2 separate regions of the Homo sapiens genome follow, and region 2 is linked to region 1. The links are chromatin contacts, found by Hi-C in ENCODE. All regions are on one chromosome and are shown on one strand. The core of a region is the stretch at or near the end of the contact, and the rest is flanking DNA. Distances in the headings are between cores, read along the strand shown.

Region 1 (7,271 bases), core at 3,454-5,953:
AGTTGGGATTATATGCATAGGCCACCATAACTAGCCTAGTTTTCTGGGTTTTGTTAGTCAAATGATGATAGGTGAGGAGAACTGAAGAAATTTACAAGTTACATTGATCTTTATGAAAACAGGTGGGCCGACTCTGGGATAATTTAAGTCACAGCTCTTCTGTGGGGTGATTAGATTACTTGCACAACATTACAAAGATCTTCATCTATTCTTGGATGAATCTGTTGGGCATGGACCACTAGAGGAATAATAGATGCTCTATCATTAGGGATTCTAATCTACTCTGAGGAGAACAAAGAGCCTTTTACTCTCAGAATCAATTCTCAGGACCTCTACCTAGTTCAGAAGAGGCCTCCTCTGGTTAAGAGACCACATGCTGGCCAGGTGCGGTGTTCACGCTTGTAATCCTAACGCGTTACGAGGCCGAGGCAGGAGAATTGCTCGAGCCCAGGATTTCAAGACCAGTCTGGCCAACAGAGTGAGACAATATCTACAAAAAAAAATTTAAAAATTAGCTGGGTGTGGTGGTGCACCCCAGTGTACACACCTGCAGTCCCTACCTTGGGAGGTCGAGGCTGCAGTGAGCTGTGGTTAAACCACCGCTCTCCAGCCTGGGCAACAGAGCAAGACCCTGTCTCAAAAAAACCCCCAAACATATGTAAGCATATTCATCTACAAAAAATTGTTTTAAAGTTAAAAAATAAAAACAAAAATAAAATAAACAACAACAATGAAAAGAAAACAACCAAGAGACCCCATGTGTCCTGAGGTCCTGAGGTACTGGAGAGTCTCTAGACCCACCTAAGAGCAGAAACTTTTAGTCTATTTGAAACTCTAATTACAGAAGGAAACAAGTACCTTGGTGCTTTTGTCTTTGCTTGCAAATACAACAAAAAACTAATGGTAACTTTCTTTCTTTCTTTCTTTCTTTTTTTTTTTTTCTGAGACAGAGTCTCACTCTGTTGCCCAGCCTGGAGTGCAGTGACATGATCTCAACTCACTGCAGCCTCCGCCTCTCGGGTTCCAGCGATTCTCCTACCTCAGCCTCCCAGGTAGCTGGGATTACAGGCACGCACCACCATGCCCTGCTGATTTTTGTATTTTTAGTAGAGATAGGGTTTCACCATGTTGGCCAGGCTGGCTTACGAACTCCTGACCTCAGGTGATCAGCCCGCTTAGGCCTCCCAAAGTGCTAGGATTACAGGCGTGAGCCACCGCACTGGCCGTAATTTCTTTTCTCTTCCTTTCTCTGCTTCTTTCTTCTCTTCTTCTCTCCCTTCTTCCTTTCCTTCCGCCCTCCTTTCTTCCTTCTCTCCTTCTTTCTTTTCATGTATCTATTCAACAAACAAGTATTTAGAGCAGGAGTGTTCAATCTTTGGTTTCCTTGGGCCACATAGAAGAATTGTCTTGGGCCACACATAAAATACATGAACACTAACAATAGCTGATGGACTAAAACACATACACACAAATCTTATAATGTTTTAAGAAAGTTTACAAATTTGTGTTTGGCTGCATTCAAAGCCATCCTGGGCCACATGTGGCCCGTGGGCCTTGGGTTGGACAAGCTTGATTTAGAGCCTCCTTTATGCAACGCCAGGTGCTAGATGCTGGGGCTGCATGGTGAACAGAGGAAGGCCCCTGCCCCGGGAGACACAGCTTGATTCCCTTATGGTGTAGAACACATGAGCCATGAGGTCAGGAGCTGTGGGGTCTTGTTCACCACTGTACCCTCTACCCCTACCTAGCACAGCACATGGCAATAAGTACATGCTCAAAAATACTCTGAGTGAGTGAATACAAGTTGAGTGCTGCCACACTGATTAAAGGGTGCTCTTGAAGTCCCTCAGCTGGTAAATGCCACCCTGCAGACTGCCCAAGTTCCCCTCAGGAAAAACAGAACCAGTGTACATTCAGATCTTAAGAGTGGTCATCCGGAATACGTACCTTATGAAAAAGTAAGGATATTCAGGTTCAGTAATGATATACTTGGTTTGCAAATAACACACGTTCGTTTTCATGTTGCTAAAGACTCCTTGCTAGGAAACGAAACACTTGTAATTTAATATGCAATGTTCTCAAGAGTCTGAGGCCAAACCACCTCAAGCTGTGAATGCCTTGGCTCTGAAGAGCCAGTCAGGGTCAGGGCAGGGCAGCACTTGGCCTGATGCTCCTCCAGAATAAACCAAACAGCCACAGGAAGTGGTTTCTGTGATTCAGTAGGTGGCACACTTCCTTTTGAGTCAGAACTGAATCACAGCTGTGAGAGGCGAAAAATACCTATTTCTTTATCCCATACTTTTTCCCTATTCCCAGTGGTAAATTTATCACAGACTGTCATATAATGTATCCTGTTTAGTTCCGCGTATTTAAGCAAACAAAAAAAATTTGGCAAATCAACTACGGGGAGGCAAGAAAGGAGGGGAAAACACAGCCGACTGGAATTAATCCAAACGTCATTATGTCGTCACAGGGCCATATTCTCAGAGGTGATTGAAAGAATTGCCACAGTGATTTTGCTGGGGTCATTCAGGCCCCTGGTTCTCTCAACTGGAGTCTGACCCATTTCCAGTGAAAGCAGTTAGATCACACTTACATAAACTGTGTTGCTTCAAATGGGCCTGCCCTCCTCTTCACTCACTGACCCTGGCTTGCTTCTTGGCATGTCTGCTGGAAGGCCATTCTCTGTCTGTCCCAGGCATGGCCCTAGTTCAGCTGCGGGTGAAATTATCCTGTTCTGAATGTACTGAATGCTGCTGGCAATGCTGTAAATTGTTGTGAGGCTTAAGGAAAAACCCTGTAGATATCAACAAGTCATAAAAACAGGCGTATTTTCTCTTCGTCTCTTTCCCACTGTGTGTTTTATTCTTCAATATTAACAGTTCTGGGAATGTAAATGTATTTAACTATATTTTCCTCTGATGAACTAGATTTTAGTATATAATTTGTGGCTTCCTTCCATACCAATTTGTTCATATTGATAGCATGCTTCAGAACAAAGCTTCAGAGCTCAGGCTATACATCCTATAACACTCTTGGAAGACCAGTAACCAGACTGGAACCAGAAATCTTATTGCCATGTTAATATGTCATTTTCCTTCTGTGAAATATTCCAATAATGTAAAGAATGCAAGATTCAAAGTCACATAGACCCATGTACACGTTCAATCTACACCAAAGTTTGTGGAGCTGTGTGACCTTCAATAAGTCTCTTAACCTCTCTGAGCCATAATTTCCTCAGTCTGAAAAATGGGATGCTAACATAAGGCCAACATTACAGTGAGAACTAAATAAAACTTTTACATAGTGTCTAGGACAGCTCCTAGCTCATATTTAGTGTTTAAAATAAGCCTCTGATCTTTCTCTTTATTTACAATACCTTTTCATTGGGAGATGAGGACAGCATTTGGACACAACTGTACAGGCACGCTAAGTCTCATCCTTCCAAAGACGTCAGTCACATTCAGCCCCTTTAGCAGTTTCATCAACAGCATGTATAGCACATGTGATAGCAAACAGCAAGTTGGATTCCTTAATAAAGCAGTAAAGAAGGTCAGCCAGGATGTAGGCTTTAAAGCCAAGGCCAGCTCTTCTGGGCAGGACAGTTGTGGCTGATGTATGACAGCCAAATGTAATGAGAGTCCTCATTTGACATATTGAAGCGAGCACCTCAAGGATGGGCAGGGAAAAGAACCATCAGCAGTACTCACCACCAGAGCAGCAGTGAGTGCCCAGGTCAAACTGGACAAGGGCTGGCAGACAGGTGGAAATGTGAGTACATCGTTAGATTTGAAAAGGCCTTTGGCAGGGCACAGTGGCTCACGCCTGTAATCCCAGCATTTTGGAAGGCCAAGGCGGGTGAATCATGAGGTCAGGAGAACGAGACCATCCTGGCTAACACGGTGAAACCCCGTCTCTACTAAAAATGCAAAAAATTACCTGGGTGTGGTGGCGGGCGCCTGTAGTCCCAGCTACTCAGGAGGCTGAGGCAGGAGAATGGCGTGAACCCGGGAGGTGGAGCTTGCAGTGAACCGAGATCGCGCGCCACTGCACTCCAGCCTGGGCGACAGAGCGAAACTCTGTCTCAAAAAAAAAAAAAGAAAAGAAAAGCCCTTTTAAAATGTCCATCCTCCCATAACCCTTTGAAGCCTCCCACGTCCCCCCAGTTCCTCCCAAATGGCATATAAAAAGGGTGATGGCTTTTAGACAAAGGCAGTAGTACTCCCCAAACAGTTAAGGTCCAGAACATCATCTTGTATATACCTGTCTTAGAGCTATCACGTTGTGTACTGGAGTTTCCTGATTACATGACAGACTCCTCTGCTAGACAAACTCCTGAAGACAAGGAGGGGTTCTTATTCATCCTTTAGCCAAACCTTACCTGTAGCTCAGCATGTAGCCCATGGTAGATGCTGAACCAATTTTGTTAACGTGAGAGAAATACAAGAAAGCCAAGTCAGAAATACCATTGTTGCTGTTAGAAAACTTCAAAGAGGAATTTGTGGTCTCTGGTGCCAAGGTCCCATAAGAGTTCCAGCTGGGTGAGCTTCTTGTGAGGAAAGGAGCCAGAAGTCAGAACACATAGTGTGACAATATGAGAGAAAAGAGGATGAAAGCTGTTCTTAAATTGCACCTGTCTAAGGCAATCCGAGCTTGACACATGGTTTCTGGAGGTCTGGGCATTGTCTGAGTGGAGTGTTGATTGTATGTCTCCTGGAGCCTTCTGTTTAAATAACTGCCAGAGCAGGATGACTCAGCAGCCGGAGGATGAGATGCTCTTGATCTGCCGTCCTCTTTAAGTGACAAATCACATTGCCCTGGGTGTCTGTGGCAATCTCTGATATGACACACTCCTTCCTGCCAGCCCATCAACCAGGGTGGCAAGTCACAGTTACTAATCTGGAGACGGCTGAAAATTGCTGACAGGCAAGATCCCATGCTCCAAGTGTAGAGAATCATCTTTAAAATGAACTCTTGTCAATCTTGTCAATAGATTTTCTTTTTTTTTTTTCTTTTTTGAGATGGAGTCTCACTCTGTAGCCAGGCTGGAGTACAGTGGTGTGATCTTGGCTCACCGCAACCTCCACCTCCCGGGTTCAAGTGATGCTCCTGCCTCAGCCTCCCCTGGTAGCTGGGACTACAGGCGCATGCCACCACACCCAGCTAATTTTTGCATTTTTAGTAGAGACGGGGTTTCACCATGTTGCCCAGGCTGCTCCGGAACTCCTGACCTTAGGTGATCCGCCCACCTCAGCCTCCCAAAGTGCTGGGATTACAGGCGTGAGCTACCACGCCCAGCCTAGATTTTGTTACTGAGACTGAGTCTCACTCTGTTGCCCAGGCTGGAGTGCAATGGTGTGATCTTGGCTCAGTGCAACCTCTGCCTCCTGGGTTCAAGCAATTCTCTTGCTTCAGCTTCCTGAGTACCGGGGATTACAGACGCCTGCCACCACACCTGGCTATTTGTATTTTTAGTAGAAACGAAGTTTCGCCATGTTGGCCAGGCTGATCTCAAACTGCTGACCTCAAGTGATCCGCTCGCCTCGGCCTTCCAAAGTGCTGGGATTCTAGGCATGAGCCACGGCACTCAGCCTTGTTTCTGAAATGTAGAGACTGATTTTACATTTCTAGTCTGTCTCCATATCAAAGACTCCCTATTGTCTTCAGGATAAAGTCGAAATTCAATATCCTGACCATTAGGGTCCTATAGGAACTTATCTATACCTACCTTCCTAGCATAATAGAATCTTAACTTGTTTTGCTTTTTTTTCTACTTGATATCGGCTTACTTCTGTTTGTTTCTTTGTTTTTGTCCCTGGCAGATAAATGGTGACAGGACAAAGCTTTAAGAACGTGGCCTAGAGGCCAGGTGTGGTGGCTCACTCCTATAATCCCGGTACTTTGGGAGGCCGGAGCATGCAGATCACTTGAGATCAGGAGTTGGAGACCAGTCTGACCTAACATGGTGAAACCCTGTCTCTACAAAAAATCCAAAAAATCCAGATGTGTTGGTGCACTCCTATAATCCCAGCTACTCGGAGGCTGAGGCAGTAGAATCGCTTGAACCTGGGAGATGGAGGTTGCAGAGAGCCCAGATCACCCCACTGCACTCTAGCCTGGGTGATGGAGCGAGACTCCTTCTGAAAGGAGAAGAAGGGGAAGGGGAAGAGGAAAAAGGGGAAGGAGAAGAAGGGGAAAGGGAAGGGGGAAAAAAAGAAAAGAGAAAAGTGGCCTAGGAGGAAATCCTACCTAGTAGCTATTTCCTGAAAATTGCAGAAGTTACCATTATTAAAATTTAGTAGGCTGGGTATGGTGGCTCACACCTATAATCCTAGCACTTTGGGAGGCCGAGGTGGGAGGATCTCTTGAGCTCAGGAGTTTAAGACCAGCTCAGGCAAGAGTGACACCCCTGTCCTTACAAAAATATCAAAAAATTAGCTGGATATGGTGGCATGCACCTGTGTTCCCAGCTACATGGGAGGCTGAGGCTGGAAGATGACCTAAGCCCAGGAGATGGAGGCTGTGGTGAGCCATGATCATACCACTGCACTCCAGCCTGGGTGACAGAAAGAGACCCTGTCTCAATATAAGTAAATAAATAAATAAATATAAAATTTAGTAGCACAGTACTTTCATGTTGGTCATTAAAGAGCAGTATTCTCTAGATTTTTTTGTTTGACAAATGTTGGTCAACTTTCAAGTAGGGATTCAAGGATAGCTTAGATACGAGACTCAAAAACTATACCTATAGGAACAGAAAACTTAAATTTGTGATTTGGACTAGCTGCTCTGTGCTATGCCCGAAATAAGCTAAATAGGTTTCTAACTTTTTTGTTTGTTTGAGATGGAGTCTCGCTCTGTCACTCAGGCTGGAGTGCAGTGGCATGGTCTCGGCTCACTGCCTCCCAGGTTGAAGCGATTCTCCTGCCTCAGCCTCCTGAGTGGCTGGGATTACAGGTGCACACTGCCACACCTGGCTAATTTTTTATTCTTTTTGGTAGCGATGGGGTTTTACCATGTTGGCCAGGCTGGTCTCGAACTCCTGACCTCAAGTGATCCACTCGCCCAAAGTGCTGGGATTACAGGTATAAGCCACCACACCCAGCTGGTTTCTAACACACTTTTAAGCATTATAAATGCTTTAACTTGTCTGCAAGGGCTGATTCAAATTTCGGATTATGTTTTTGCAACCCCTGGTTCAGATCAAAGGAATGACAATCCACACTATCCATAACCCCACTATTCACCTCTACACCATCCTTCCTACTCAC
Region 2 (7,271 bases), core at 1,606-4,105, 7.6 Mb after region 1:
AACCTGTATTATGAAAAAAGGTTCGTATATCAGAATTTTTTTAGTATTTGGATAGCTAAGAGGAAAACCTGAAAACTCTGCTACCTATGAGGAAAACTAAATAACAACAATAACAATAAAGAAAAAAGTCAAGTTTTCAACTCTCTTCATAGTAAACAATTGATAACAAAGTGCTTACTTACCTTGATTCTCCACTACTGTTTCTAACACTTTCTTCATCACTGTGTCCATTCATTGTAAATTATTATCAAGAAGTTTTAAAGTAAAATATAAATCTTCCCAGTTTAAAAGATGAATATAAATACTGACTCCTTGAATATAAAAATTCACAGATGAATTTTCTTCAACAGTCACAGGTTTTCTGGGACTCTCCTTTGATTCACCTAAAGAAAATATATTAATAAATTAACAAAATTTCCTGCAGAAAAAAGGTAAATTAAGCCCTGTCTAAAACGTATAAATCTACGTAGGCCAATTAGACTACAGCTGTTAAGGAAGAAGTGGGGGCCTTTTATTAAATACTTAAAATATCTAGACTTGTAATAACTACACTCCTGACTGCTAACTAGAATTTAGTATGCTACTGCTAATATACTTCGGACAGAAAAAATTAAAATATTTGTGGAGTGAAAGGATTTTTAGAGACTAACTGCAACTAACAATGTTTTTATAGACTCCTAAAGCAAGGTGATACGATGTAACATATGCATACATCCCAAGAGTAGATAACGGAGTCTTATTAGATAACTTGGTCGAATAAATGAAGTGGGGGGGGGGGTGGGAGGAGGTTACCTTTAATCAAGCCCTCACTCCTATCACCAAGAACTTCATACACTTGAGTGAGAAAGTTCTGAAAACGCTCCCATGGGAGGAACAGGCAAATAAAAGATACCATATACTCTCAACAAAAATGCATAGCTCAAAATAAATGTGTTATTTAACAGGTAAACGGATAGTGGGATGATAACATTTAAATAATACTTAACCAGTTTGCACTTGGTTTTTATTTTGTGAAAAAAATTGAAAAGGTAATAGAATATACACTATATCTGATTTTTTACGTAAAAAATTTGGGGCAAGAATAATGAACCAAGACACACCATTTCCACCTTTAAAGATTTCAGTACAACACTGAAGAATCACCTACAAGCCATCCACGAATAAACAAAGGAGATCTCTGGCAGGGGAGGGAGAGGAAGAAGCGGGGGAAGGAGACGTCAGATCCTTCCCCAGCCAGAAAGTACCGAGACAGCCAACTGAGAGCAGAGCTGTCCTCCGACCTCAGCAAAGAGAATTCACTCCTACGATTATTTCCATTCCACAAGAGAGGGAGGGAAACAGATTGTTACCAACTCAATGATAGCAAAGTCTGCATCTGGATCAGGATGTTAATTCTCTAGACTACTGTCCAGTAGACTCTGCAAGAACAGGTTATCTAAAAAGTAACCGTTCTACTCAACATTTATTCCTAATGTTAAATATTAATCTCAACCCTAGTCAAAGTGCCTTACTGAACAATTAAGTCTTAAAAAATCTAAGTATGTTAACAAACTGCCTTTCCCGTTTCTTCCTTTAAAAAGTTCACTCCCCTTTTCGTTCTTTCCTTTTCACCTTCCTTTCGTCCCTCAAAATGGCTTTCTCTGTACATTTTAACTTCCTTTCCCCTCCATCTCCCTTATCCGAATAAGTCCTCTGAGACCCTTTTCACAACCCTGAGTTCTGAAGCTCCAAGCGCACACAGCGCTGTGTCCTCTCAAGCGTCTCCACAATGACTACCCTAAGTTATTAAACCTCTTCAATCCTCTGTCTTTTAGCAGTTGCTTTGCTCCTGCTAAGTTTTTAAAGCGGCACTCGAAAGAGGTTTGGAAACCATCCTCACTCATCCATCCAGCGCGCTCCAATCAGCCTCCCTCGCGGACCTGCCCCCCTCTCCCAGGGCCTCCATCCCGGTCCAGGAGTCCCTCTTCCCGCCTCAAACTTCCCGCAGACCCGCCCCGCGCCCTCCCAGGCTCGCCCGAGCCGCCGCCCCCTCCCCCTCCCGCCGCTCCCCACGTGCTGGGAGCCCGGGTCGCGGCAGGACCCACGCACCGGCTAAGTGCTAGCCATTCGCGGGTCTCCTCTCGCGGCCCGGTCGGCACCAAGCCGAAGAGGCCGGGGCAGGGCCGCCGGGCCGGCGCAAGGATGCGTTCTGCGGCCCCGGCCTGTACTCGCCGCTCACACGCCCCCTGCGCGCCAGGCCCGTACACCGCCACCGGCACTCACAGAGCCACCCGGCCTTCACCCGGCCGCTGGGCCGCCGCCTGGGCACCGCGCCGCGCCCGCCCTCCGCCCGGCCGGTTCCTGTCCTCTCCGCCACATCCTGACCCGCCCGCCGCCCCCTTTCTTACCGGCGGGCTTGGCGGGGCGGAGGGAGCCGACTCGGGTGGACGGCCTCCCCCGCGCCCAGGCCCGGGATCTCCGCCGCCCAGTCCTAGGGCTCCGGCGTCTCGGGGTAAGCAAGAGTCCGTGCGGGGGAGGGGGAAGGGGACAGACGCGGAGGGGAAGGGGAAGCCCCGGTCCGCAGCACCAACGCGCGATCCCCTGCGGAGTGGAGCTAACAATTCATTATTGAAGCACCAAGGGCGAGGGCAGCAAGAGCTATAAGTAACCAGTCGTCGCCGCCGCCGCCGCCGCCGTCGCGCGCGCGCTCCCGCTCCCTCCGCTTATCTGCCCCCGGCAGCCGCCATGACGCCGAGAAAGCAAGCGAGCGCAACCGTCTCCGTCGTAGCCGCCGCCGCCACCGAGGTCGCCGTCGCCTCCGCCTCCCGCGCGACGTAAGCGCCTCTGCTCACTCCCCTTCCCGACAGAGCGCGAGGCGGGCGGGCGCGCGCACGCCGAAGCCTTTCTGCTCGCGCGCGGGAGGCGGGAGGGACTACGTTGAAGGGTCGTGGGCGTAGGAAAAAAGCGATTGGTGCTGGGGCGGGGCGGGGGGGGCGAGTGCGCGCACGCGCACGAATGGGAGTGCGCACGGCGGATGCGCAGAGGCTGTCGGACTCTGACTGCGCGGAGACCGCTGGACTCTGGTCGCGGCCTTAGTCCGCTGATCCTCGCTTGGGTGCCCGCCCTTAGCGGCCCGGCGTTGAATTCCGGGAAGTGGGAGCTTCAGGCTCGCTCCGTGCGGGTATGGGCGCTAATGTCACTTGGGATGGTTGCGCAAGGACATCGCGGCGGACACTGACAAGGAACCGGGGAGGAACGGGGGTGGGGAGAGACTGCGATGGGACTCGGGAAGCCGGGAAGGGCCGCGCTGAATAAGCCTAAGGGGCCGGGTCGCAAGGAGTGTCGGGTAGCACAGGCCTCGGCTCAGTCGGAGCGCCAGGCCTCAGGGTCCGGGCGGGGGCTGCTGCGTCACACCAGGCAGCCTGGGAACGCAACTGTTGGGCAACCGTGGTGGCCTCTCGCCACCTCTTACGCTTGGGCGATCTGCGATTGACGCATCCTGGGAGCTGATGTCCCGCACGGGCGGGGCGCCGGAGGAGGAGAGAAAATAGAGACCCGGTTGTTGACAGCCTGTGATGCCGCTTGATTCATGTGTGGGTGGCCTGGTTTAGAAATGTACCACCCTTCCTTTCTAGGTTCCTCCCCGGAGGGCGGGGTGACGGGTGCGGCGCCGAATCGCAACAAAAAACGCTGCTCGAGGGATGTTAGTAACTGTCTCAGCTTAAGTTGCTGCCTTTTAGCTTACAGTTTGTATCGTAACTGTAATTGTGGATCTTAGTTAAATCCCTTCAGTGTGTTGGAAACATATTTTTAAGTGTATTTTTGAAACATACTTAGAGCATTTTGAAATGCTTTTTTGAAAGCGTTTTTTAAATCAAAATTCTGTTACACTTTATTTTTTTCAGTCTGCAGATGAACTTGACTCACTCAAGGTTAATGATTTTTGTTTTTTATTTATGTTTGTAGAGGCGGGGTTTTGTCATGTTGCTAGGTTGGTGTTGAACTCCTGAGCTCGAGCGATCCACCTGCCACTGCCTTCCAAAGTGCTGGAATTACAGGCGTGAGCCACGGCGCCCGGTGGCCGAGGTTAATAATAATTAAAAGTTTCTAATCCCATTGTTCAGTTATTTGATTTGGTGTAAAGGCGCACTTTCCAAGTCAGATGAGTTTGTGGTAACATACATTCCCCAAATAATTATTTTTCCCTTGTGGGAAATATTCCAGTTTTAGGCTACCAGCTGTTTAAACAGTTTGGTTCAAATCCTTCAAAAAAATCTCAAAACATAACTCCACATATGTATTTACTACATATTGAAGGGTGTATTCACTTGGAGAAGTAGGAGAAAGCAAACAGATGCCAATGGCCTTTTTGAAAACATGTATCTATCAGCAATAATTGAATAGCAAAACGAAGTGGAACACTACCATCCTTTGCAATATTAGATAGTTTTAATACTGGGTTGTGAGGAATGAAAAGATCATACAAATCGTCATTTCTGAAGTCATTTCTGAAGTCGTCATTTCTGAACTGAGTGCTAATTTTTCATATTAAGCTTTATGTTAATATCCTTAATGAGAGGAACTTCCTGTGCCCGTAATTTCTCCAGAGAAACTATTAACATACACAGAATGTTGTAATCAGAAGTATAGTTCAGTTAATAAAGTCCTCAATTACAACTCTGACATTTTGTCATTGTCTTATGAAAAGAATTACTGTATATACAGTCTATTTTACGTTTTCCGGAAGCACGTCAGGCAGGTTTTTTGTTTTTTTACTACTAATTGTGCCATTGAATATGCTATTCTGTCGTATTGTGCCATCAAACATGCTATTCGAAAAAAGATCTTGCCCAATTTGTAATAAAATATTGAACATTGGAGATTTAGATTTCGAGTAAAATCATACTTTATTGCTTTGCAGAAGTACACAGTAGGTGGAAAATTGCAACAATCTTGCCAGTTCATTTTTTAAAAAGCGTGTAGGTAATCCAAAGATACCTTTTTGATGATTTGTTATCAACATAGTTAAATTTGCAGTGTCACTTTATTTGAATAAACTAGCTTTATCTCTACTTAGTGGTACTAAAACAATAGCCAAACAGTTGATAATCTCAACACATGACTAACGAAAAATTCCACATAATTAACATTAACCAGGAGGTTTTTGTTACTATTTAATTTCTCATTTTTAAAATTTCATATTCTTTGGAAAGAATATTACTTTTCCGGAATCTAAGACAGCATTTTGTGGGTCCTTAATTGTGATATGCTTTACTAGGTAAAGTACTAAATGGGTATCCTTAGGTGGGGATAGGCTGGGAACCACATATCCAGAATTGTGAAATATATAACATAAACAGGATAACTTGCTCCTTTGTTAGCTTTTTGGATGCCAGGGTTAAGATTTTAATTCCATAATTATGTCCTTGTTGCCTGGAGGATTTGCATATGAGAAACCACAAAAACAATCGGGACATTATTAAAATACCCTAGAATCTCAACCTGTGACAGTATTTCCCATGTCCTTGCAAAACCAGAGGAAGTCTTTCCAATATGATTCTTAAATTTACAAAGTCCTCTGAATAGAAACCATGAAATCCTAAGTCATCTTCTAGTGAAGATTTGCTGTACATTTTCTGTTTTCCTAATAAGAAATTAGAGGAGTTTAGTTCCCAGTGTTGGGCAAGGGATAGGACTCAGTCACCTGGAAAGTTCTTTTGTAACTACACGTGCCTGACACTCCTATTCTTCCCCTCTGCTGATATGCAGAATTTCTAGGTTCTAGGTAGTATTTGGGAAGTTTCCCAGATTATTCTGATATCTACCAGCGGCTCATCCACCTTCTTTATGGTCACTGTATTTGGGGATTTTGAATGATAAATTCTTGAATCACTAAAAGCTAAATTTCAAACAGAAAATTGTTAGAGATGATACTAAGAGGCAAGTATGTATAAAATCTAATAGGCATTGAAGAAGATACAAAGATTCCATCCTCTACTGAAAAATTAAGTGTGCACGCAGAGTAAGAAAGAAGGTTAAGTAGCCAACCTCAAAAATATTTAAAAATTATTGCATTGATGCTGTATCACTCATTTCCTTGCCCAGATTCTTTTTTTTTTTTTTTTTTTTTGAGACAGAGTCTCACTTTGTCACCCAGGCTGGAGTGCAGTGGTGCTATCTCATTTCACTGCAATCTCCGCTTTCTGGGTTCAAGTGATTCTCATGCCTCAGCCTTCCAAGTAGCTGGGACTACAGGCACGCGCCACCACACCCAGCTAATTTTGTGTACTTTTAGTAGAGACTGGGTTTCACCATGTTGGCAAGGCTGGTGTCAAACTCCTGACCTCAGGTGATCTGCCTGCTTCAGCCTCCCAAAGTGCTGGGATTACAGGTGTGAGCCACCATGCCCAGCCCTTGCCCAGATTCTTTATTCACTGCTGTCCAAATACTGTTGGTCCTCTGTACCTGCAGGGATTTGCAGGTACAGAGGCTCAACTATAAGGGACTTGAGCATCCCCAGGTTTTGGTAAATGGGGGTCCTGGAACTAATTCTCTGCAGATACTGAGGGACAAACGGTACCACTCATTTTAATGCAGAAATTTTGTATTCATCCTTTCTTTTTAACTCCCACTACCGGGCTTAGTTTAGGCCTCTATTTTCTCTATCTTTCCCTTCAGCTTATCCTTTAGGTTTCCTTCAAACTTGAAATCTAACTAAATCAGTCCCCTGTTATATACCACATATATTTGTAAACTAAACATATATGAAGATGTATGTACATATCATATATTCCTAGTATTTTAGTTACTTAATTTTTTCACAGACTAATCTCAGTATTGCCTCTCATCATTCCTAATGGACACTTGGTACTCTAGACACTTCTTCAGGTCACTGGAAAGGTATCTCTCATTGTAAGTGGATATAACCCATTTATCTTATGGGTCAGTCTTTCATAAGTTCGTTTAAGTAAATGCTCAAGAACTGTTGAGTACCTTGACACAATTGTGCTGACAACCTATAAGACTTGTCAGAAAACTCTCTGACCTCCCTTTTAGGACATGGAATTGAGTATTCTGTAAGTGCGGCATGTCATTGTATCACAATATAGCATTTGTTTCCATACTACATTGTGAGGTCCTTGAGCAAAGAGTACTGTGCCCCAGTGCATTGTATTGATATTCATTCAATACAAATGTAAGAATGTATTACATACCAGACATTCTGCTGAGGGTAGGGAGGGATTATAATACAGCAAAAACTAACACTTTCAAAGTTAAAGCCTAGTTCAGGA

Evidence for each region. A loop is a pair of places that touch in the nucleus more often than their neighbours do. Pooled maps may share reads with other maps.
Region 2: a loop to region 1 is called in a pooled map, with 7 times the contacts of the local background. The contact joins the promoter of CHD1 here to the promoter of LUCAT1 in region 1. A Hi-C loop is called at or near these places in 3 of 50 pooled maps.

The regions. Positions count from the first base shown.
Region 1 is chr5:91,309,699-91,316,969 of GRCh38, forward strand. It overlaps LUCAT1 (lung cancer associated transcript 1), which reads right to left and starts at 4,704. Exons shown (of 5, transcript NR_103548.1): 1 at 4,382-4,704; 2 at 3,940-4,079; 3 at 3,380-3,531. RefSeq lists enhancers at 1,578-2,777, 2,140-2,684, 4,129-5,328, 4,216-5,003.
Region 2 is chr5:98,926,152-98,933,422 of GRCh38, forward strand. CHD1 (chromodomain helicase DNA binding protein 1) reads right to left here and starts at 2,856. Exons shown (of 36, transcript NM_001270.4): 1 at 2,388-2,856; 2 at 183-383. The coding sequence starts at 235. It overlaps CHD1-DT (CHD1 divergent transcript), which reads left to right and starts at 2,411. Exons shown (of 4, transcript NR_151718.1): 1 at 2,411-2,491. LOC100289230 (a long non-coding RNA gene) reads left to right here and starts at 2,983. Exons shown (of 1, transcript NR_036530.1): 1 at 2,983-4,858. RefSeq lists silencers at 2,000-2,629, 2,890-3,099 and enhancers at 2,873-3,771, 3,260-3,589.